Linked DNA regions of Homo sapiens: regions 1 and 2 are each linked to region 3. The links are chromatin loops, found by intact Hi-C in ENCODE. Cell type or tissue: heart left ventricle. All regions are shown on one strand.

Region 1 (8,000 bases), 210 kb before region 3:
ACCTCTGCCTCCCAGGTTGAAGCAATTCTCCTGCCTCAGCCTCCTGAGTAGCTGGGATTACAGGTGCGCACCACCATGCTCGGCTAATTTTTGTATTTTTAGTAGAGACAGGGTTTCACCATGTTGGCCAGGCTGGTCTTGAACTCCTGAGCTCAGGCAATCCACCTGCTCGGCCTCCCAAAGTGCTGGATTACAGGCATGAGCCACTGCGTCCAGCCTAAAAACTGATTAAAACTCCAAAGAATACATACTCTATGATTCCATTTATATAAAATGCATACCCCTCTATACTGACAAAAAGCACATTAGAGGTGGGACAGAACGGGTCTTGTAGGTGATATATACGTTCTATATCTTGATTGTGATCAGTATACGTAAGTATAAAAACTTATCGGCCGGCCGGGAGCAGTGGCTCACGCCTGTAATCCTAGCATTTTGGAAGGCCGAGGCAGGCGGATCACAAGGTCAGGAGATCAAGACCATGGTGAAACCCTGTCTCTACTAAAAATACAAAAAATTAGCCGGGTGTGGTGGCGGGTGCCTGTAGTCCCAGCTACTTGGGAGGCTGAGGCAGGAGAATGGCGTGAACCTGGGAGGTGGAGCTTGCAGTGAGTCAAGATTGCACTACTGCACTCCAGCCTGGGCAACAGAGTGAGACTCCGTCTCAAAAAAAAAAAAAAAACACTTATCAAATGGTACACTTTAAATGGATGGAGTTCATTTACTAAAGTATTCCTCTGTGGATCTGATAAGAAAAAAAAAACAAAAACTCAAAGCAATCAGACATTTAACATATATGTAATATGTAATTAGGTATAAGCAGAGAAGTTATGCAAATAATAGCAACTTTTAGAGGAATAAAACAAAATTCTAGTTTCCCTCTTTCGTCTGATTCTCAGTATCTACATGTATTGTCAATTCTTCCTCCTAGATATTATGTACAGATAAAGATCTCATTTCATAACTCTCCCTCACCCCATGTTATCCAATCCCTCCTATCCATTCCTAACAACCTCTGGGAGGCCAGGGAGGATAATTTTACCATTTAAACTTCCACTAACCCTGAATGTCCTAGATGCAATGAATTCTGAACCACAATCACTCCATATTAGAGAAACACAGGGCAGAGTAGCCTATTCATTGTATCTTCATGTTTCTGTTCTTTCTTCCTGTCCATTTTATTAGAGCAGGAAGAGTACCTTATATATCTCTATGCTTTAGAGCCTATCTAGCAGGTTTGCAAGTGCTGAGTGAATTCCTTCCCTTTTGATTATTGGAATGCTAACCAACCCAGGTTAAAGATGAAGCTATTAAGGTCTTTCAAGATCCAACTTAAATGCTAGTTTCTCCTTGAAGCTGTTCGTAATGCCCTGACTGGAACCTCTCAAAATTTTCCTACCACTGCTAGAACAGGTCATATCCTTCTTTATCCAAGTGTTCAGGCTTTAAAGTAAGACCTGAGATCAAATCCACATCCTGCCATATACCTTCTTTTTTTTTTTTTTTTTTTTTTGAGACGGAGTCTCACTCTGTCACCAGGCTGGAGTGCGGTGGCACGATCTCAGCTCACTGCAATCTCCACCTCCCAGGCGATTCCCCTGCCTCAGCCTCCTGAGTAGCTGGAACTACAGGCGTGCGCCAACAGGCCCAGCTAGTATCTGTATTTTTAGTAGAGAGGGGGTTTCACCATGTTGGCCAGGATGGTCTCAATCTCTTGACATTGTGATCCGCCTGCCTCAGCCTCCCAAAGTGCTGGGATTACAGGCGTGAGCCACCGCACCCAGTCTACCTTCTGTCTTAAGCAAATCACTAAAGCTCTCTAACAATGACATCGACCACAGTACAGCCAATACTCACCATGTGCCAGACACTCTTCTGAGGGCTTTATATGAATTAACTCATTTAATCTTCATAGCGACCCTACGTTTGCACAACATAGTGAATGCAACTAATGTCAGTGAAGTATACACGTAAAAACGGTTGAAATGGAATATTTTATGTTGCATATCTTTTTACAACAATAAAAGTAAACATAGGCACAGACAGGTTAAGTAATCTGCTCAAAGTCACACAGCCAGTAAGTAGCAGAGCTACTTCAAACCTCTGAAATCTAGCTTTAGAGTCCATATTCTTAACTTCTATACTGTATTGCTTCTCACAAAGTCTCATTTTCTTCATGTTTAATAAGAACAACGTTACCTACCTTACAGGTGTATAAAGTGCTTCACACATGGCAAGAGCTCAAAAAAGTTATTGTTTTGCCTTAGTCCTTTTCTACACATTTAGGCTCCTTGAAGGCCGAGTCTTTCTTAACTATCTTTGCATTTCTCTCATTGTACCTAGCATAGAGTACAATAAATATCAGACTCAAAATAAATACTTTCCTCAGAGAAATATCTGTGGCATCTAGAAATCCAAATATGGATTAAAAAAAGACAACACTATACAAGTAAAAATTTGAAGTGTTGTCATAAAGACATAAAGTAACGTTTGCGCAATTTTTATAGAATGCTCAATTCTGACTGACAGAATTGACACTGAGCTAGCTAAGGCCTGAAGGGGAGTAAGGAAAGGTTGTGTATCTACTTCCCTAAGTGGCAGTTATAAGTACAAAAAATGCAAGTCCAAGGAAAAAAAATCCTTAATGGTGACATCAGGATAATCATAACAGTAAAATACTGTTTAAAACAAAAAAAAAGTCCGATGCAGCAAAACTAGGCTCTACAGACACACTAGGCGCAAAAGATAAAACAGAACAACCTTTTCTAAGGACTAAATAATTACAACAATATTCTCAGTACTATTTGGCATACGATCTAGAAGATCAAAGTAAAGTGTAAGGACAAAATCAGGAGACCTACATTTCCAGATCCCCGTGGCACTGATATTGGACTGTAAAACCATAGATTCCGAGGGCTGCCGCCTTAGTGCTAAGCGGACGCAAGGGCAAGTAGTGTAACTGTTCCAACTCGGAGCCCAGAGTGGTCCAAGTCAAAGTCGGTGCAGCCCGCTACGGTTCAGCTCTACTAAAGGGTTGCAAGGAGCTGAAAGCAGCAAAACGGTTTTTGTGGGGCCTCCAATCGCCTTCCTGAGCGCCCCAGAAACCGGCTAAACCTCGTCTCTCCCGAAACCACCTGGAGTCGCTCCGACTGGAGAAATCAAGAGTCCGCCGCCTTAAAATGACTAAAACAATAAGCAACCCCAACTCCCACTTCAAGCGCGTACGGTTTCCATTTGCTCCCCTGCCTCAGTGGGAGGAATGGAACGTGAAGACACCGCTTCCCGCCCCGCCCCCGGTAGGCCCTGAATCAGTTCGGGGTTAAAAATAATGAGGCGGACAAGGCGGCCTCTGGCCACAGTCTCCAAAGAAAGCGAATGACCCGGGTATCAGACCAGCTCAGACCCTCACACCAGAACCCTGGGGTCCGCCGGGCCCCGCAGCAGCAGCCTCGAAGGGACAAGAAGAGCCAGGAGAAAAAGAGGACGGACAAGCTCACCTGCCGCTTGTTCATCCGCCGCACATCGTCCAAAAAGTCTAGAGACAGCATGGCGGGGACGGCGAGCAGGACACCGGCAGGGGAAAGGGCGCGATGACCAGCGGGCGGAACTACTGGAGCTCGGGTCGGGCTCACACTGGACAGGACCCCGCAGTGCTTGCACTTCCGCTTCCGGGGCGGGAGCTGGCACGGTCGGGCACGGTCCCCGCCCCCCGCGCCCCTTCGCTGCGGAGAGCTGACAGAGAGACTCACGACCTTGCTAGTCCAGTCTCAGGGCTTGGCCTCGCCGTGGGAGGGTTCTCACGCTCTGGCTCTCGCCTGCCAAAAACCGACTGGACGCCACTTCCCGCGCTCGGCCCCGCGGCCCTTCACCGAGGCGGCGACCCAGGCTTAGTTGGGGAGGCTGCTCTGCCACCTTCGGAAGGCGGGCCTCTGTGCCCGCCCGGCCAATCGCGAGCAACCTCTCCGGTGTGGGCGGGTAGAAGCGGTTCCGCGTCCCGGCTTGGGTATGGGTGTGGCAGTGGATGTGTCGTCTGACCGTAGGTTCTCTGGTCGAGCAAGTCTCCTGCGCTATGGGAAGCTGAGGAGGTGCTTTCTTTCTTTCTGTCTCTGTCTCTCTTTCTTTACGTCTCTGTCTCTGTTGAGGTGCTTGCTTGCTTGCTTGCTTACTTTCTGTCTGTCTGTCTCTTTCTCTTTTTCTTTCTCTTTCTCTCTTTCCTTTCTTTCTCACTGTGTCGCCCAGGCTGGAGTGCAGTGGCGCAATCTCAGCTCACTGCAACCTCCGCCTCGCGGGTTCAGGCGATTCTCCTGCCTCAGGCTCCCAAGTAGCTGGGACTACAGGCGCGCGCCACCAAACCTGGCTAATTTTTGTATTTTTAGTAGAGACAGGGTTTCACTATGTTGGCCAGGCTGGTCTCGAACTCTTGAGCTCAGGTGATCCGCCCGCCTTGGCGTCCCAAAGTGCTGGGATTACAGTCGTGAGCCACCGCGCCCGGCCATCGAGGTGCTTTCAATAAGTGCTTTTCGCGTAAGGTTGGACCGTGTGAGAGACCTTCCGAGCACTGCCTGAGCCTGCCAGGAGTTTACAGTCCAATTGGAGAGAAAACAGCCCGGGAGAATTAGAAAACATCCAAATGGTGCAACAGCGTGATGAGACCACCAGTGGTGTGGGTCGTTAGGAAGTGGCTTCCTTTCTGACCTTGACTTTGCTGACAGGATTTGACATGGTCTCCTTGAATTCTACCTCCTGGTTTTCTTAACTTGGACACCTTGAAGTGACTATCTTTTCGCTACCTTTTGCTTTGACTGGCCAAAGCTCCTAATACGCACTTCAGTCAACAAAGACTAAAGCTGGATTACTTGGTATCATTTCTCTCTCTTTTTTTTTTTTTTTTTTTTTTTTCAAAATAATCCTTCTCTCCCATTAGGGAAAGATGAATGAAGGATATACTGGAACTCTTTGTAGTATCCTCGAAATTCTTTAAATGGAAAGTCATTCCAAAATAAAAACTTGAATTTATTGGAGGATGGCTGTAATAAAAAAGACAAATAATAATAAGTTTAGGGGAAGATGTGAAGAAATTGGAACCCTCATATACTGCTGGTGGGAATGTAAAATGGTGCAGCCACTTTGGGAAATAGCTGCAGTTGCTCAAAAGGTTAAAGATGTGCCGTCTGCAGTGGCTCATGCCTGTAATCCCAGCACTTTGGGAGGCTGAGGCAGGCAGATCACCTGAGGTCAGGAGTTCCAGACTAGCCTGGCCAACATGGTGAAAACCCGTCTTTACTAAAGATACAAAAATTAGGCGGGTGTGGTGGTGGGCACCTGTAATCTCAGCTACTGGGGAGGCTGAGGCAGGAGAATCGCTTGAACCCAGGAGGCAGAGTTTGCGGTGAGCCGAGATCGTGCCACTGCACTCCAACCTGGGCGACAAAGTGAGACCCTATCTCAAAACACACAAACAAAAAAAGGTTAAAGATGGAATCACCATATTAACCAGCAATTCCACTGCTAGGTATATACCCAAGAAAATTGAAAACGTTTGTCCACACAAAAACTTGTACATGAATGTTCACAGCAGCATTATTCATAATAGCTAAAAAGTGGAAATAACTGAAATGTTTATCAACTAATGAAGGGATAAATAAATGTGGTATATTGGAATAATGTACTAATAATTCCGCTGGTACAATGGAATATTAATCTGGCAACAAAAGGAAATACTACAACATGAATGACCCTTGAAACAGATTTAGTGAAAGGATCCAGTCACAAAAGACAAAGCATTGCATGATTCCATTTAGGTGAAATATCTAGAATAGACAAATCCACAGAGATGGAAATCAGTGGTTGCCTAGGGCTGGGAGAGTTGGGGAAAATGGGGAGTGGCTGCTAATGGGTATGGAGTTTCTTTTAGGGGATGCTAGTTCTACAACTATGTGAATATACTCAAAACCATTAAATTGTACACTTTACACTGGTGAATTGTATGGTATGTGTATTATATCACAATAAAGCTATTATGAGAAAGAAAAAGAAACCACTGGTGTCTGGCTCACTGTTAAATTCCTAGTGGTGAACACATAGCCTAGCACATGTTATACCCAATAAATACTTGTTGAATTTAAAAGTGTGTGTGTGTGTGTGTGTGTATTTTTGTCACCTCCAAAAACTGCTGCCTCTAGGCACCCCACACTTATTGAGTTGAAAAAAAATTCCTAATTTATCCAATTTAGGAAGACTTGTGGAAGAAAATACATGTGAACTCCATGAGGACAGGGACATTGTCTTGTCCACCCCTTTATCTCCAGCTTCCATAAGAGTACCAGACATGTAGCAGACACTCAATAAGTATTTGTTAATAAATGTTAAATATGGGTTCTAGTCTAAATTCTCGCTAGTAGAACCCTTGGCCTATGCCTATTAATGTTGAATTCAAATCTAAAAGTGAGCGCCAGCAACTATTTAAATGAGTATCAATCTTGTAATGTGTAGAAAAGAGCCCTAAGAGAGGCGTAAAGTCCTGTGGAGTTTCAGATGTGGCAAAAGTCAGTTCAGTTGGGGAGGCTTGTGGGGAGCTTAAAAAGGGTGTCAGGCCAGGCACGGTGGCTCACGCCTGTAATCCCAGCACTTTGAGAAGCCAAGGGGGAAAGATCCCTTTGGCCCAGGAGTTCAAGACCAGCCTGGACAACAAAGTGAGACCTCTGCTCTACTAAAACTAAAAATTAGGCCAGGCACGGTGGCTCATGTCTGTAATCCCAGCACTTTGGGAGGCCGAGGCAGATGGATCACCTGAGGTCGAGTTTGAGACCAGCCTGGCCAACATGGTGAAACCCCGTCTCTACTAAAAATACAAAACTTAGCCAGGCATGGTGGCAGGTGCCTGTAGTCCCAGCTACTCGGAGGCTGAGGCAGGAAAATCGCTTGATCCCGGGGGGCAGAGGTTGCAGTGAGCCAAGATCACACCATTGCATTCCAGCCTGAGCAATGGAGTGAGACTCTGTCTTAAAAAAAAAAAGAATGCATGAGAAAGGAACGGGACCAGGGGAGAGTGATATAAACTAGGAGGATCTGCAAAGGCTTAATGAGGTTTCTTATACTGCTCGGTGTCTCTTATGAAAATAATTCAGATATTTAGGACAGGTGATCCCAGACTTGATATAAAGCCTAAGGAATTCAATTTTCCAAATGTGGGACTCTGACATGCTATTTTCTCTGCCGACTGGGATGGCAATCTTTCTGACACATAAGTCTTTTGGGCCCTGTCAATCACAGTGTTATGTCTGGCATTTTCCTTTACAGAGAGCCTGCTGGCCCCCCTGAAGGAAGCATCTTAGTATAGAAGTTAAGTTAGACCCACTTGGCTTTGAATCACAGATCAATTGCCAGCTGTTTGATCTTGGACCAATTAGTTAACTCTTTTTCCAAAAAAATTTATTTAATTTAATGTTTCTACAGACAGAGTCTCACTCTGTCACCCAGGCTGGAGTGCAGTGATGTGATCACCCTTCACTGAAGCCTAGACCACTGAAGCCTAGATTGCTCAAGCAATCCTCCCACTCAGCCTCCCAAGTAGCTGGGACTGCAGGCGCATGCCACCATGCCCAACTCAGTTAGCAATTTTTTAATCCCTAGTTTTCTGGTGTGTAAAGTAGGAATAGAAAAGAATTTATGTCATTTGAGGATTTAACAAAATAGTACATGTAAATAAGGCTGTTGGGGGCTGGGCATGGTGGCTGACGCCTGTAATCCCAATACTTTGAGAGGCCAAGGTGGGCAGATTACTCGAGCCCAGGAGTTCGAGACCAACCTGGGCAACATAGTGGAAGCCTCATCTCTACAGAAAATTTTAAAAATTAGCCAGGTGTGGGGACACATGCCTGTAGTTCCAGCTACTCGGGAGGCTGAGTCAGGAGGATCGATTGAGTCCTGAAAGTTGATCCCTTAGTGAGCCATAATTGTGCTACTGCACTCCAGTCTTGGCGACAAAGAGAGACTCTATC
Region 2 (8,000 bases), 230 kb before region 3:
TTAGAGCTACAAAATAGCAGTTGGCCTAAGTCTTAAATTCCATTTATCTTAAGACCTCAAATTAAGGGACTCATTAATCCATAATCACAATTCTCCTGCTTTCTAACTCATGAAAGGAGAAATCAGAAGCTAGATATTACAGAAGGTATACTGATAGCAGCTAGAAGTGAAATTGACGGTGCTGAAAAAATTGAAATATCTTCAAATGGACACTATTATTGTGACCCAATAAAATCAATGCAGGACCTGGAATGAATCTTAAATGATAATTTTTTAAATTCCTAATAGTCTAAATAAGCATACCATCATTAAAACAATTTTCACTTTAAAAATCTGTTAAATCTTTTAAAATCTGACAAGTGAAAACACATTTAACATATACAAACACATGTACAGCAGCTTCCCTCATAATAGCCTCAAACCGGAAATAACTCAAATGCCCATCAACAGATGAATTCAGGCTCACTGGAACATTTTGGATTTTGGATATTTCAGATTTGGGATGTTCAACCGGTAAAATGCAAATAGAAGTATTCCAAAATAAAAAAAAAGTCCAAAATACTTCTGGCCCCAAGCATTTCAGATAACAGATACTCAACCCGTACATAAATCGTAGTATTTCCACAAAATGGAATACTACTCAGGAATACAAAGGAATTAACTATTGACACATGCAACATAGGTGAATTTCCAAAATATGCTGTCCTGGCCAGGAGTGGTGGCTCATGCCTATACTCCCAGCACTTTGCGAGGCCAAGGAGGGCAGATCACTTGAGGCCAGGAGTTTGAGACCAGCCTGGCCAACATGGCGAAACCCCATCTCTACCAAAAATACAAAATTTAGCCAGGCGTGGTGGCACGTGCCTGTGGTCCCAGCTGCTCGGGAGGTTGAGGTGGGAGGATGACTTGAACCTGGGAGGCAGAGGTTGCAGTGAGCTGAGATCACACCACTGCACTCCAGCCTGGGCAACAGAGCAAGACTCTTGTCTCCAAAAAAAAAAAAAAAAAAACCAGGAAACAAAAAAAACAAAATATGCTGTTCTAGCCAAAATGAGTTAAAGAGACCAAATTTACCTTCCTGCCTGAAATAACTAAAACACTGGACAAAATATATGAAACAAGGGTTTTCGGACATTGGCTATATGACTGTGTTCAGGTAGTAAGGACTGTGATTACTTAGAAAGGGGAAACAAAGAAGGTGAGACCTACAACTGCCTCAACTTATAGATCGGAGAATTTCCAGACCACAGGGCAAAGGAGAAATGCAGACAGAGCCTAGCAGTCTCCCTGACTTGAGGATAAAGAACTGGGGAGTTCAGCCAGGCACGGTGGCTCATGCCTGTAATCCCAGCTCTTAGGGAGGCAGAGGCAGGAGGATAGCTTGAGCCCAGGAGTTCAAGACCTGCCTGGGCAATACAGCAAGATCCCCGTTCTCCACGGAAAAAGAAAAAAACAAAGACACACACACACAAAAAAAAGAACTGGGAGTTCAGGGAGGCAAAAGCAATGATCAGTGCATGCATGTGAGGGGACTCCTGAGGATGGAAAAACAACCATCTAAAAGCAGCGGATGGAACAATTCTCACAGCTCTTATGGCGTAAGAATAGTTTGTTTCCACCAGACAGAGTGGAAATCTTCACGGGGCTTTGGATTAGAGTACTCAGAAAGGTATTACTCACTTGTAGTGCAAAATTAGCCACAGACTAAAGGCCGCTCTGGATCCATCTAACAAAGCTTCACAAGAGCTTGAGAAGACCAAACTGTTTCCAACTAACTTGCCTGTAACCCAGAATAAAGCTCAAGAATATTTATGCAAATCCAAACATATCCAGCACCCAAAAAGGTAAAATTCACAAAGTCTGGCAACCAATAAAAAACTACCAGACATGCAAAGAGGCAAGAAAATATGACCTATAATGAGAAAAATCAATAAACAGAAACAGACCCAGAAATGGCAGAAATTATAGGATTAGTAGAAAGGGATATTTGCTGGGCGAGGTGGCTTATGCCTGTAATCCCAGAACTTTAGGAGGCCAAGGCGGGCAGATCACATGGTCAGGAGTTCTAGACTGGCCTGGCCAACATGGTAAAATCCCATCTCTACTAAAAATACAAAAATTAGCCGGGCATGGTGGCGCATGCCTGTAGTCCTAGCTAATCAGGAGGCTGAGGCAGGAGAATTGCTTGAACCCAGGAGGTGGAGGTTGCAGTGAGCCGAGATCACACCACTGCATTCGAGCCTGGGTGACAGAGGAAGACTCTGTCTCAAAAAAAAAAAAAAAAAAAAAAAAAAAAAAAAAAAAAAAAAAAAAAAGGTAGGGGAAAAGTTAGCACATTAAGTAGAGATGTGGATGATAGAAAAAATATCCAGAGGCCAGGCGCGGTGGCTCACACCTGTAATCCCAGCACTTTGGGAAGCCGAGGCAGGCAGATAACCTGAGGTTGGGAATTTGAGACCAGCCTGACCAACATGGAGAAACTCTGTCTCTACTAAAAATACAAAATTAGCCAGGCGTGGTGGCGCATGCCTGTAATCCCAGCTACTAGGGAGGCTGAGGTAGCAGAGTCACTTGAACCCGGAAGGCAGAGGTTGCAGTAAGCCGACATCACGCCATTGCATGTACTCCTACCTGGGCAACAAGAGCGAAACTCCATATCAAAAAAAAAAAAAAAAAAAAAATCCAAGACCTAAATCAAACTTCTAGAGACAAAAAATAACAATGTCTGAAATAAACAGCAGACAGGTGAAAATAACAGCTGACTAGGCACCTCAGAAGAAAAGTTTAGCAAACTTGAAGTCATAACAATAGAAATTATCTCAAATGAAAAAGCAAATAGGAAAAAAAAAAAAAAAAAGACTGAGCCAGGCATGGTGGCATGCACTTATAGTCCCAGCTACTCAGCAAGAGGCTGTAGTGGGAGGATCACTTGAGCCTATGAGTTTGAGACCAGCCTGGGCAACATAGCAAGACTCCATCTCAATAACAATAATAATAATAATTTTTTTTTTGAGATGGAGTTTTGCTCTTGTTGCCTAGGGTGGAGTGCAATGGCATGATCCCAGCTCACTGCAACCTCCACCTCCCGGGTTCAAGCAATTCTCCTGCCTCAGCCTCCCAAGTAGCTGGGATTACAGGCATAATAGATACTTATATTTTATACTTATTGAGATCATGCCACTGCACTCCAGCCTGGGCAACAAAGCAAGACTCCGTTTCAAGAAAAAAAAATGTAAATGATCTAAATACTATACTTAGAAGTTAAATATTGTCCACTTGGATAAATAAAACAACGTTCAATTATATGCTGCCTACAAAAAATGCACTTTAAATATAAAGACACAAATATTGTGAAAGAAAAAAAGAGAAAAACACATATCATGCTTACATTAATCAAAAGAAAATTGAAGAAAAAAAAAGCAAGCTGGAGTGGTTGCATTAATATCATACAAAGTAGATTTTGGCCGGGCACAGTGGCTCACACCTGTAATCCCAGCACATTGGGAGGCCAAGGTGGGCGGATCACAGGTCAAGAGATCGAGACCATCCTGGCCAACATGGTGAAACCCCATCTTCACTAAAAATACACAAATTAGCTGGGTGTGGTGGCGTGCGGCTGTAGTCCCAGCTACTTGGGAGGCTGAGGCAGGAGAATTGCTTGAACCCGGGAGGCGGAGGTGGCAGTGAACCGAGATCGTGCCACTGCACTCCAGCCTGGAGACACAGCGAGAGTCTGTCTCAATAACAATGATAATAATAATAATAATAATAGGGAGGTAAGTTCATCATGAGAATGTAAAAATTCTAAACATTTCTGCAACTAATAACCCGGCTAATTTTTTCAAAAATTTTTGGCTGGGCGCAGTGGCTCACACCTGTAATCCCAGCACTTTGGGAGGCCGAGGTAGGCGGATCACCTGAGATCAGGAGTTTGAGACCAGCCTGGCCAACATGGTGAAACCCCATCTCTACTAAAAATACAAAAATTAGCTGGGCGTGGTGGCGGGCACCCGTAATCCCAGCTACTCGGGAGGCTGAGGCAGGAGAATCACTTGAACCCGGGAGGCTCACTGCAACAGTGAGCCAAGATCGCATGCACCACTGCACTCCAGCCTGGGCAGCAAAAGCGAAACTCCGTCTCAAAAAAAAAAAAAAAAATTTTAGAGATGAGGTCTTGCTATGTTGCCCAGGCTGGTTTCAAACTCCTGGGCTCAACAATCGTCCTGCCTCAGCCTCCTGAGCAGCTGAGATTATAGACACAAGCAACAGTGCCCAGTTTATAAATATATTTATACCAATATATTACACAACTTTACATATTAGACAACTTTGATGAAGTAAGTCAATTCCTTGATACCAACTACCAAAATTCACTCAAGAAGAAATAGACAACCTGAATAGACCTACATATAATTTGAATTTATGGATTTAAAATCTTCCCACAAAGAAAACTCCAGGCTCAGATGGTATTCACTGGCAAATTCCACCAGACATTTAAGGAAAACAATTCTAACAATTCTACACACTAACTCTTCCAGAAAATTGCAGAAAAGTGAATACTCCCCAACTTACTCTATTTATTTAGTAAGCCCATTTTAAGCCAGTTTTAAGTAAGGTTCCGCAACAGGTCCAAGCTTTGAAAGCTGTACTAGTACCTGGGATTACAGTAGTACCCACGTGACTCAGAAGATTTCATGATGACTGGTGTGTCTGTAATGGATAGGGATGCTATATGGAGCCATCAGCAGTCCTTTATAAGTAAATGACAGGCAAGACCTTTGGGATTGGGGACAAAGCTATACTGTCCTTTGGAGAATTATTCTCCTCTTGAGTAACAGCTTTTTGTTTGCTACTGAGTTCTTGTAGAGACTAACAACTTGACCATGGGCCAAGTTACCATGTGACCTGAACTCCCTGACATGCACCGGATGCCTGGACGCTGTCAGATTCACCAAGCCAAAAAATAGGGCATGCACAGCAGTAAGTACTCCATCATTAAGTGTAAGTGGTATACAGAAGACTGGGCTCAAGCATGTCTTGAAGACACAAGTAAATATGAGCAAGTGACTCAGATACCCATGGCTCCTAACGATGCTACCCTGCTTCCTCTCTCATCTTGCATTTACTGCCTCATGAGGAGCTCCCTCTGACAGCTGACTAAGGAACACTTTAGGCCTGATTTGTGATGGTTCAACATAAACCCTCTAGCACTAACTGAAAGCAGACAGCTATAGCATTACAATCTCATGCAGGGTTGATCATGAAGGATTGTGAGGAAGAGAAATCCTCCCAATGGGCAGCTTCAAGCGATACAGCAGTTGTTCATTTTGCCTGGATGGAGAGATGACTACAGATGTAGATTTACATTGATTCAAAAATGACTAGCAGTTTGGCTGGATGGACAGCGACTTGGAGGGGACATCACTGGAAAGTTGAGACAAGAAGTCTGAGGAAGAGATATGTGGATGGAGCACTCCAAATACGTATATAGAATATGAAGATAATTGTGTGCCATATAAGTGCTCATCACAGAATTACCTCAGCAGAAGCTCTTAATAATCAGGTGAACAAAAATGACTTCTTCTGTGGATGTCAGTCAGCCTATTTCCCCAGCCACCTGTCTTACCCAACGGACTCATGACCAAAGTGGCTGCAGCAGCCAAGATAAAGGTTAGCAACATGGACTTCCACTCACCAAGACCTATTAGGTTCTAGCCAACACTGAGTGACTACCCTGCCAACCGCAAAAAACCAACACTGCCACCAATCCTGATGGCACGCTGATCATACTGGATCATTTCAATCATGAAAGGAACAGCAATTTCTTCTTGCTAGAGTAAACTCCGGATATAGATTGGTCTTCCTTGTCCTTAGTATTTCTGTCAAAAAGCACCATCCATGATCTTACAGAATGCCTTATTCCTCATTGTGGTATCCCATACAACATTGCTTCTGACAGGGGGACTTACTTTATAGCAACTAAAACACAGCAGTGGACAAGCAGTCATGGAATTCACTAGTCTTACTATGTCCCTCATCACCTTGAAGTAGCTGGCCTGAAATAATAGAATAGTAGGCCAGTTTTCGATTTATTGTCTCTCAACTCCAAATCCACCCTCCTTCCTTGTGTTACTCAAGCTGAATCCTATAAACACAAATCCTCCGCCAGCTAGCTTAATGTTAGGTTTAATTAATAAAGGGTATTGAAAGACCACTGCAAAGCAACAGAGGGCTTCCCTTCCTGGTTTCAACATGATTTTATTCCACCTGATACCCAGTGGGTCTGTGTGTTGGAAGCCTGATAGTGCTCACCTCAGGGACCATCAAGGTTGACTCCAGCCCACACTCACTCTCTGCCAAATTTCTTAACCTTCCAGTAATTCACGACTATAAACCAGCTCCAGGTCAGTACTCTGGCAAATGGTATTGCCATGATAGGTTGCATGTTCCTGTGGCAGCCAAACCCTCACCAAAAGGTCTGAATCTCAGGCTTGGGAGGGGTTTGGGGTAAGGTGCTTTCTTAGTTCTTTCTTTGTTCACTCTTCCTCATCCTGGAGGATAGTAGCTGTTTTCTGCATATGCTACTTCTGGAGTCTTTTTTTTTTTCTCTTTTTAAAGAGAAAGGGTCTCATTCTGTTGCCCAGGCTGGAGTACAGTAGTATGATCATAGCTCACTGCAGGCTCAAACTTCTGGGCTCAAGTGATTCTCCCACCTCAGCCTACCGAGTAGCTAGGACTACAGGTGAGTACCACCACGCCTGGCTAATACTTTAATTTCTTGTAGAGACGGGGTCTCACTATATTGCCCAGGCTGGTCTTGAACTCCTGGCCTCAAGTGATCCTCCTGTCCAGGCTTCCCAAAGTGCTGGGATTATAGGCCTGAGCCACTGAGCCCAGCCAAGAGTCCTCTTTTATCCCTTTTTAGTAGTTTAGCATCTTTTAGTAGTTAACAGTTACTTATATTAGATTTTCCCTGTTCAATTACTGCTACAGTTACTGTCTTCTGCGTGACAGAAATGGCCTTTTCAGAATGCAGTTATGGCACCAGCTAGGTGGCAACACTTTGTGGGGCTGGGGTAATGTCTAATGTTCTCCAGTATGTTGTATATGATCTGAACTGACAACCAACATTTGGTGCTGTTTTTTCTATAGCTAGGATTCACTAGTCCAGGAATTAAAGGATAGGAATGGGTGTGACTCCTCTCATTATTACCCCTAATGATCTGGTAGCGAAATTTCTGCTTCCAGACCAGGCGCAGTGGCTCACACCTGTAATCCCAGCACTTTGGGAGGCCGAGGCAGGTGGATTACCTGAGGTCATGAGTTCGAGACTAGCCTGGTCAACATGGTGAAACCCCGCCTCTACTAAAAATACAAAAATTAGCCAGGCGTGGTGGTGTGCATCTGTAGTCCCAGCTACTCAGGAGACTGAGGCAGGAGAACCGCTTGAACCCAGGAGGCAGAAGTTGCAGTGAGCCGAGATCGCACCACTGCACTCCAGCCTGGGCAAGAGAGCGAGATTCCATCAAAAAAAAAATTATGCTTCCCATCCTTACAACTTTTAAATCTGCTGATTTAAAGGTTTTATTTATTTATTTATTTTGAGATGGAGTCTTGCTCTTGTCACCCAGGCTGGAGTGCAGTGGCACGATCTCAGCTCACTGCAACCTCTGCTTCCTGGGTTCATGCGATTCTCCTGCCTCTACTGAGTAGCTGGGAATACAGGTGCCCGCCACAATGTCCAAAAATTTTTTTATTTTTAGTGGAGACGGGGTTTCACCTTGTTGGCTAGGCTGGTCTCGAACTCCTGACCTCAGGTGATCCACCTGCCTCAGCCTCCCAAAGTACTAGGATTACAGGCATGAGCCACCATACCTGGCCTGATTTAAAGGTTTTAATTCACAAAGGTTTTAATCCATCCATTAAGGGACATAATGGTTCCATTAAACTGAATGTTAAGACTGCTACTTGGTCACTTCGGGCTCCTCATTCTAGAGAAC
Region 3 (8,000 bases):
TCTGTTGCTCTCCTGGAAAACGGAGATACCCAATTCTATCTCAGAAGGTTGTGAGTAACAAAGGTGACGTGCTTAGCGGGGTGCCTGGCACGTGGCAGGACATCAACACAGGGGAGCATTGTCAGGCCGGGAGGGAGGGATGGGGGTCCTTCTGTAGAGGTAGGCAATGCTGAGGTTCAGAGAAGCTCAGCCAAGTACAGACCCTGGTCCTTACCCCATCCTGCTGCCTCTTACCGTGGGACTCCCAGCTGCTCACTGTGACCTGTGAAGGGAGAGGATGTGCCCAATCACCCCCACCCTGCTTGTCTGACATCTTTCCTGTTTGCAGACCGAGGCTCCATTACTGATCCGGCCCTACTTGGCAGACATGACACTCTCTGAAGTCCACGTTGTCATGACCGGAGGTTACGCCACCATTGCTGGCAGCCTGCTGGGTGCCTACATCTCCTTTGGGGTAGGTAGAGCCCTCCTTCTGCTTGGCTATGTTGAGGACCTGAAGCCCATCTTTGTGGGAGCCCCACACAGCTCCTGGCCAGAGCAGCCCTCAGATCTTCTCTCTTGGGCCTGCTGTGCTGGCAAGAGGAGTGGCTTCCCCTGAGCCCAGTGGGCTGGACCATTTGCTCGGGCTTTGCGCATGGCCACCTGGGGCAAAGCTTCCTGGTGTTCCATTTACTGAGTGCATGCTAGGTACCAGGCAGTATGCTAGGTGTTTTAATATCCCCATTTTCCAGATGAGAAAATTGAGGCTCCAGAGTAAGTGAGATGCCCAAACCCAGATCTGTCTGACTCCAAAATTTGTGCTCATTTCTCCAGTCTCACACCTGGGCTGTCCCTAGAGATCCGTCCTACTCCTTCCCTCCTCCCTTTCCCCACACTCTCTCTGGGCTCAAGTCCTGCCTCTGCTCCTAAATTATTGCCTGTGCAGTTTACACAGCACAAAGAATTTGTAGGTCAAATTCCAGTGGTGTGAATTAGGCCCTAAAAGCAATCACAATGCTACTGCATGGTGGGCAGAGGGAAATTCTCAAATGCATCCCTCACATAATGCCCGGTAATAATGCTTTACATTCATAAAACACCTTATGCTTTCACATTTGTGCTTTCACAGGCAAATCTTCAAAGGTCTCAATTTTATTTCCTTAATGATCAAAGAAATTCTTGCTTATTGCAGAAACAAATAAGTTTTTAAATCTCTTTCTTAACCCCACTTCCCATGGGTAACTGATTTTATTTTTTATTAATTTTTTTTGTTTGTTTGTTTTTGAGACGGAGTCTTGCTCTGTTGCCAGGCTGGAGTGCAGTGGCGCAATCTTGGCTGACTGCAACCTCTAGCTCCCTGGTTCAAGCGTTTCTCCTGCCTCAGCGTCCTGAGTAGCTAGGATTACAGGCACGCCCCACCGCGCCCAGCTAGTTTTTTTTTTTTTTTTTTTTTTTTTGTATTTTTAGTAGAGACAGGGTTTCACCATGTTGGCCAGGATGGTCTCGATCTCCTGACCTTGTGATCTGCCCACCTCAGCCTCCCAAAGTGCTGGTATTACAGGCATGAGCCACGGTGCCTGGCCTGGTAATTGCTTTTAATAGCGTAGAACAGCTATTCTGAAAGTGGGGTCCATGGACCAGCATTGTCAGCATCACCTGCGAACTTGTTAGAAATGCAAATTCTTGGGCCCACCCTAGACCTGCTGAATCAGAAACGATGGGGGATGCCAAGGCGGGTGGATCATCTGAGGTCAGGAATTTGAGAGCAGCCCGGCCAACATGGTGAAATCTCATCTCTACTAAAAATACAAAAAAATAGCTGGCCGTGGTGGTGGGTGCTTGTAATCCTAGCTATTTGGGAGGCTGAAGCAGGAGAATCACTTGAAACTGGGAGGCGGAGGTTGCAGTGAACTGAGATCGCACCACTGCACAGTAGCCTGGGCAACAGAGTGAGACTGTGTTTCAAAAAAAGAAAAGAAATGATGGGGGTGGAACCAGCATACTGCGTTGCAACAGGCCTCACAGGTGATTCTGATGCCCGCCCAATTTGAGACCACTGACCTAAAATGTCATTCCAAATCTTTCTGTGTAAGTAGGCTTTTAGGTATATACACCTGAGTACTCACATACTTTCTCTCTCTTTTTTTTTTAATAAAAGTTGAGAATCATTGATCAGGAGAAAATAGTTCACAAATTATAAAAAGATATTCAAGCTCACTGATGTTCAAAGGAATTAAGACGATAATAACTTATCTTTCTTCTAAGTGATATGAAACCCTTTACGTGCCCCCAAATGGCAAGTGTGTGGTACTCACCCACTCATGGTAACAGTTTAATTTACTGTAACCTTTTTTGGTGAAGGCCTATCAGTCTATTTATTTTTTATTTATTTTATTCTATATATAATATTTTGTTTTTTTATTTTATTCTATATATAATATTTTATTATTTTATCATATATCACTTTTAATTTTTTTATTTATATAATAAAATATTGTATTTTATTATATAGAGCAATTAAAAATATTTATTTTTTGTTTTTTAACTCCCCACATGACACCAACATGTATTTATATAGAGAGAGACAGAGTTTCCCTCTGTTACTCAAGCTGGAGCACAGTGGTGCAATTACAGCTCACCATAGCCTCAAACTCCTGGACTCAAGCAATTCTCCCACCTCAGCCTCCTGAGTAGCTGGGACTACATACGTGCGCCACCACCCCTGGCTATTTTTTTTTTTTTTTTTTGGTAGAGACGGGATCTTGCTATGTTGCTCAGGCTGGTCTTGAACTCCTGGGCTCAAGCAATCCTCCTGCCTTGGCCTCCCAAAATATTAGGATTACAGGCATGAGCCATTGCATCCAGCTTCAATCACTTTAAAAATATTCTTTCCCTTTGATCCAGCTAGAAAAATTGTGATATAGGGATATTCTCACAAGTGTTCAAGAAATGCAAAATTCCAACATTTGCAAAAGCAAGAAAACTGGACAGCCTAAATGCCCAGCAGTACAGTCATAAGCTGGGTAAGTTGCCCCACACAAGGTGGTAGCATTCAGCATGAGAGTGAGGTGGCCTGTATGTGCTGATTTGGAGATTGACCCTGCCCTGCCTTCTGGCTCTCTGCCCCTGCCCCAGGCTCTCTGGATGCTGTGTGGGGGGTGGGGGGAGGGGGGGGGTGGTGGTAGGCGGTGACCAGAAAATGACCTACATTGTCCCCTTCTTTAATCCCAAATTCCACCTGTCTCTCTCATCTCTGTCCCTGGGGATGATGAGAGATGGGTGAACAAACAGCCAGCCTGCCCCTCCATCTCTCCTTCACTCCGGATGCCTGGACCACACCAATAAGCTCAGCTCTACATGCCACAGAGCTGTCTGGGCAGGGCCAGCTGTTGCGTGACTTTTCAAGAAGTCCCCTTGGGCTCAGGGGCTTTGGTTTCTGGCCTGGTACCCTCCCATCTAGAATTCTAGAGACTGTCATCTGGTTTGCACCTGTCTTGCTGAGGCCTAGAAAAGGGCTCATTAAAACTGGTGCACCCACCCACCCCACCACCAATTGTTTTTGGAAGTGTGGAGGCCAAGGGAAAATTTCCCCTACGTCCTCTGAAGGTTCACTGAAAAATCAGCTCACAAAAGGGAGATTAACAGGAGAAAGGCACACAAATTTATTTAATGCATACACACGGGGGCCTTCAGAAGGAAGACCCAAAGATACAGGGAAAATTGTCCATTTTTACGCTCAGGTTCAACAAAGTATGGATAGCCACATAGAAATAGAATTGGACAAACAGAGTGTGATCTAATACTAATCGACTGAGTGGAGGAAAAACAGCAAAGCCTGTCTGTGTAGACTCTTCTTGGGCTCTCTGAGCATTTTTTCCTTCTGGGTATGGGGCAAGATCCTCTCTGGAAGGGGGGGTCTTATGACCTACACTCAAACAAAGTAGGTCAGATAATTTCTTTATTGCCACTTTTTACCCAGAAAGGCAGAGGGAAGTTAAAGCAATGTTTTTAGGCTTTATGGCTGGCTTTGGGGAAAAGGGCTTCTGGTCTCCGTGCCCTGCCTTGGAGAAGGGGAATTCTAGTTTTTATGGCTAGCCTTGAAGGAGAATTGGACTGATAAATGGGAGGGCAGGACAGAAAAACTTCTTCTGAGGCTACTTCTGAGCCCTTTATTCTAGGTTTTGTTTTAAGAGTCCCAGCAGAAGGAATTTGATATTTCAAAAATGGAAACCCAAAACTTTGTTCCTGAAACTTTTTTTCATGGCAGGATATTGGGGGAGGGGGATGCCATAATATTTTCAGAACTTAGGGCTTTAAATGTCTTAACCTTGTTCTGGTCCCCTTAGACAACGAAAAGAATAACGCTGGTGTTCCTCCTAGTCATTACTTAGAACTTAAACACTGGAAGAATGCTCGCCCATTTCCACAATCTGGCTTAAAACTCAGCCCTCTTTTCTTCCCTTTCTCAGGCAAAAGTCCAGGCCCAGCCCTGGGCAGTCTGGCTTCCCCATTGACAGGGCCTGGGTACCCACTTCCCTTTAGCTGCACAGAATGGGCAGAGGCAGCCAGGATCATCCCTAGGTGCCCTTGAGCCTCCATTTTACAGTCTCTGGTTTGAAAGCCCCAGACTACAACTATAGCTGGCCCAGAGGAAAAGCACCTAACAAACAAACCTTCCTTCCCTTCAATCTCTGGGTCTGCCCCAGTCTTTTCTCCAGAGCAGCTCTCTTTTGCCCCCACCTGGCTCATGACAGTCACTGCACCAGCCCTGTACTGCACGCCCTCTAACTTCCTTCCCCAGTCAGTTCCTCAGTATCTTTGGCTCTGCCCTCAGCCTCTGAATCCCAGAAAGGTCTCTCTTGCCCTTTCCTTCAAGCTCCCAGGTTCGTTCGTTCTTTCTTTCTTTCTTTCTTTCTTTCTTTCTTTCTTTCTTTCTTTCTTTCTTTCTTTCTTTCTTTCTTTCTTTCTTTTCTTTCTTTCTTTTCTTTCTTTCTTTCTTTTTTTTTGAGACAGAGTCTCCCTCTGTCGCCCAGGCTGGAGTGCAGTGGCTCAATCTCGGCTCACTACAACCTCCACCTCCCAGGTTCAAGCAATTCTCCTGCCTCAGCCTCCCAAGTAGCTGGGATTACAGGCATGCGCCACCAACCCAGCTAATTTGTGTATTTTTAGTAGAGACAGGGTTTCACCATGTTGGCCAGGCTGGCCTTGAACTCCTCACCTCAGGTGATCCACCCGCCTCGGCCTCCCAAACTGCTGGGATTACAGGCATGAGCCACTGCGCCCAGCCTCCAAGCTCCCAGATTCTTAAAACCACTTTGTTGCTCAATCTCTGGCTCCCTTCTCCGCACATCCCTCCTATTGCTAATATCTGGATATTTCTAGATCTCCACGGTCCAGTACAGTAGCCACCAAACACACATAGCTATTGAGCACTTGAAATGAGGCTAGTCGTATTGAAAAACTTTTAAGATGTTTTATTAATTTTAAATTTTTATTTTGTCATCCATATTGATAGTTTTATATTGATTACATGGGTGGAAAGAAAATATTTTGGATATATTGAGTTAAATAAGACATTATTAAAATTAATTTAACCTATTTCTTTTTCCTTTTTAAAATGTGGCTATGGCCGGGCGCGGTGGCTCACACCTGTAATTCCAGCACTTTGGGAGGCCGAGGCGGGTGGATCACCTGAGGTCAGGAGTTCAAGACCAGCCTGGGCAACATGGAGAAACCCTGTCTCTACAAAAATACAAAAATTAGCCAGGTATGATGTCAGGTGCCTGTAACCCCAGCTACTCAGGAGTCTGAGGTGGGAGAATTGCTTGAACCCGGGAGGCAGAGGTTGCAGTGAGCCGAGATCGCCCCATTGCACTCCAGCCTGAGCAACACAGCAAGACTCTGTTTCAAAAAAAAAAAAAAAAATGTGGCTTCTAGGCTGGGTGCAGTGGCTCATGCCTGTCATTTCAGTACTTTGGGAGGCCAAGGCAGGAGGATGGCTGAGACCAGGAGCTTGAGACCAGCATGGGCAACATAGGGAGACCCCTATCTCCACAAAAAATTTAAAAAATAAAAAATTACTTGGGCATGGTGGCACACATCTATAGTCCCAGGTACTGGGGAGGCTGAAGTGGGAGGATCACTTGAGCCCAGGAGGTCAAGGCTATAGTGAGCCATGATCATGCCATTACACTCCAGCCTGGGTGACAGAGCGAGACCCTTTGGGTCAGAGAGAGAAGGGTTATGGGCAGGCGTGGGCCCTGGGATGCTAGGATGGAAGGCTCTCCTGACCAGGTGCCTGGGAGGCAGGGCTGGGGAATGTCACAGCCCTGCAGAGTAGCTGGCAGTGGGGAGGTGGGTGTGGGCTGGCCCAGTGCCCAGGGAGCCCTGCCTGTGCAGGACTCAGCCCTTTCCATGATGAGCTGGAAACTAGCAACTGCAGCATTTGAGGCTGTGACCACAACTGGGTCACCCAGGGGACAGTGTGCAGGAATGTGACAACTGCAGGGTGTGTTCTCTGCCGTGACTCAGGTTTACAAACCAGATGTAATCTACAAGTCAGAGGAAGGGTCAGGGTCCTGCCTGGTGGAGGGAAAATCCCAAGATTCCAGGTGTGGCACCATCCCAGCTGGGGCTGAGCAACTGAGGAGGAAGCAGGGGAAGTCCCAAAGCCCAGCCCAGAAAGTCCAGAGAGGACACCTGCCCCAAGTGGGTTTCATCCAGCAAGGGGCAGGGGCCCAGGCTTGCACACCCAGTGTCCACACAGGGCCCTGGGGAGGTATCAGGCTGCTGCCAATTCTTGTTCACATTTTAAGAAGTTTTGTCGATCTTTAAAAAGAAACAACTGGGGTTTAGAAAAAGAAGAAGGACACAATACCTGGGATTCAGAGCCTGAGAGGGTCTCCAGCCTGGCTTCTCAGCAGCAGGCCTGGCACTTCCCTGAGATGGTAATGAGGGGTGCCCACGATCTGCCCTCTGCTTTTTTTTTTTTTTTTTTTTTGAGATGGAGTCTCACTCTGTCGCCCGGGCTGGAGTGCTCAGCTCACTGCAACCTCTGCCTCCTGGGTTCTACCCATTCTCGTGCCTCAGCCTCCCAAATAGCTAGGATTACAGGCACCCACCACCACACCAGGCTAATTTTTGTTTTTTTTTGAGATGGAGTCTCGCACTATTGCCTGGGCTGGAGTGCAATAGTGCGATCTCGGCTCATTGCAACCTCCGCCTCCTGGGTTTAAGTGATTCTCCTGCCTCAGCCTCCCGAGTAGCTGGGATTACAGGCACACACCACCACACCCGGATAATTTTTCTCTATTTTTATTAGAGATGGGGGTTTCACTAAGTTGGCCAGACTGGTCTCGAACTCCTGACCTTGTGATCCTCCCACCTCGGCCTCCCAAAGTGCTAGGATAACAGGTGTGAGCCCCACGCCCGGCCTAATTTTTGTATTCTTAGTAGAGATGGGGTTTCACCATGTTGGCTAGGCTGGTCTCAAACTCCTGACCTCAAGTGATCTGCCCGCCTTGGCCTCCCAAAATGCTGGGATTACAGGCGTGAGCCACTGTGCCTGGCCTGCCCTCTGCTTTTATCAGCCTGAGTGTCTGTCTTCAACTTACCTCCCTCCTCCTTTTTATTTTTATTTAACACTTTAGAATGCAGTTGGCTTATTACAAACTTTAAGAAGAAACATCTATTTTGCTTTTTGTTTATTAAAAAAAATATTGTTGTGGACATTTTGAGAGATACCAAAACACCTGTAATCCCAGCACTTTGGGAGGCCAAGGCAGGCAGATCACAAGGTCAGGAGATTGAGACCATCCTGGCTAACACAGTGAAACCCCGTCTTTACTGAAAATACAAAAAAAAAAAATTAGCTGGGCGTGGTGGTGGGCGCCTGTAGTCCCAGCTACTTGGGAGGCTGAGGCAGGAGAATGGTGTGAACCTGGGAGGTAGAGTTTGCAGTGAGCCAAGATGGCGCCACTACACTCCAGACTGGGCGACAGAGTGAGACTCCATCTCAAAAA

What was found. A loop is a pair of places that touch in the nucleus more often than their neighbours do. Peaks named below come from ENCODE experiments on the same cell type or tissue, not always from the same donor. Only the 100,000 strongest peaks of a DNase experiment are listed, where the experiment ranks them.
Region 1: it touches region 3 in a loop (2.4-fold over the local background); 17 of 110 quality-filtered maps call a loop at or near these places.
Region 2: it touches region 3 in a loop (3-fold over the local background); 16 of 110 quality-filtered maps call a loop at or near these places.

What each region holds. Positions count from the first base shown.
Region 1 is chr15:84,712,528-84,720,527 of GRCh38, forward strand. SEC11A (SEC11 homolog A, signal peptidase complex subunit) reads right to left here and starts at 3,612. Exons shown (of 6, transcript NM_014300.4): 1 at 3,498-3,612. The coding sequence starts at 3,548. RefSeq lists enhancers at 3,265-3,830, 3,286-3,355, 3,831-4,396, 4,026-4,145, 4,166-4,275 and 1 more. In heart left ventricle, no CTCF peak of the experiment used is centred here; DNase peaks (open chromatin) are centred at 3,674, 3,964 and 4,364; H3K4me3 peaks cover 3,194 bases; H3K27ac peaks cover 2,046 bases.
Region 2 is chr15:84,698,326-84,706,325 of GRCh38, forward strand. All of the region lies in intron 1 of SEC11A (SEC11 homolog A, signal peptidase complex subunit), which reads right to left. Among named protein-coding and RNA genes, the nearest start is that of SEC11A, 14 kb to the right of the region's middle. In heart left ventricle, no CTCF peak of the experiment used is centred here; no DNase peak of the experiment used is centred here; H3K27ac peaks cover 353 bases.
Region 3 is chr15:84,923,657-84,931,656 of GRCh38, forward strand. It overlaps SLC28A1 (solute carrier family 28 member 1), which reads left to right. Exons shown (of 19, transcript NM_004213.5): 12 at 329-454. Among named protein-coding and RNA genes, the nearest start is that of SLC28A1, 43 kb to the left of the region's middle. RefSeq lists enhancers at 498-998, 4,411-4,470. In heart left ventricle, a CTCF peak has its summit at 4,728; a DNase peak (open chromatin) is centred at 4,725; H3K27ac peaks cover 1,146 bases.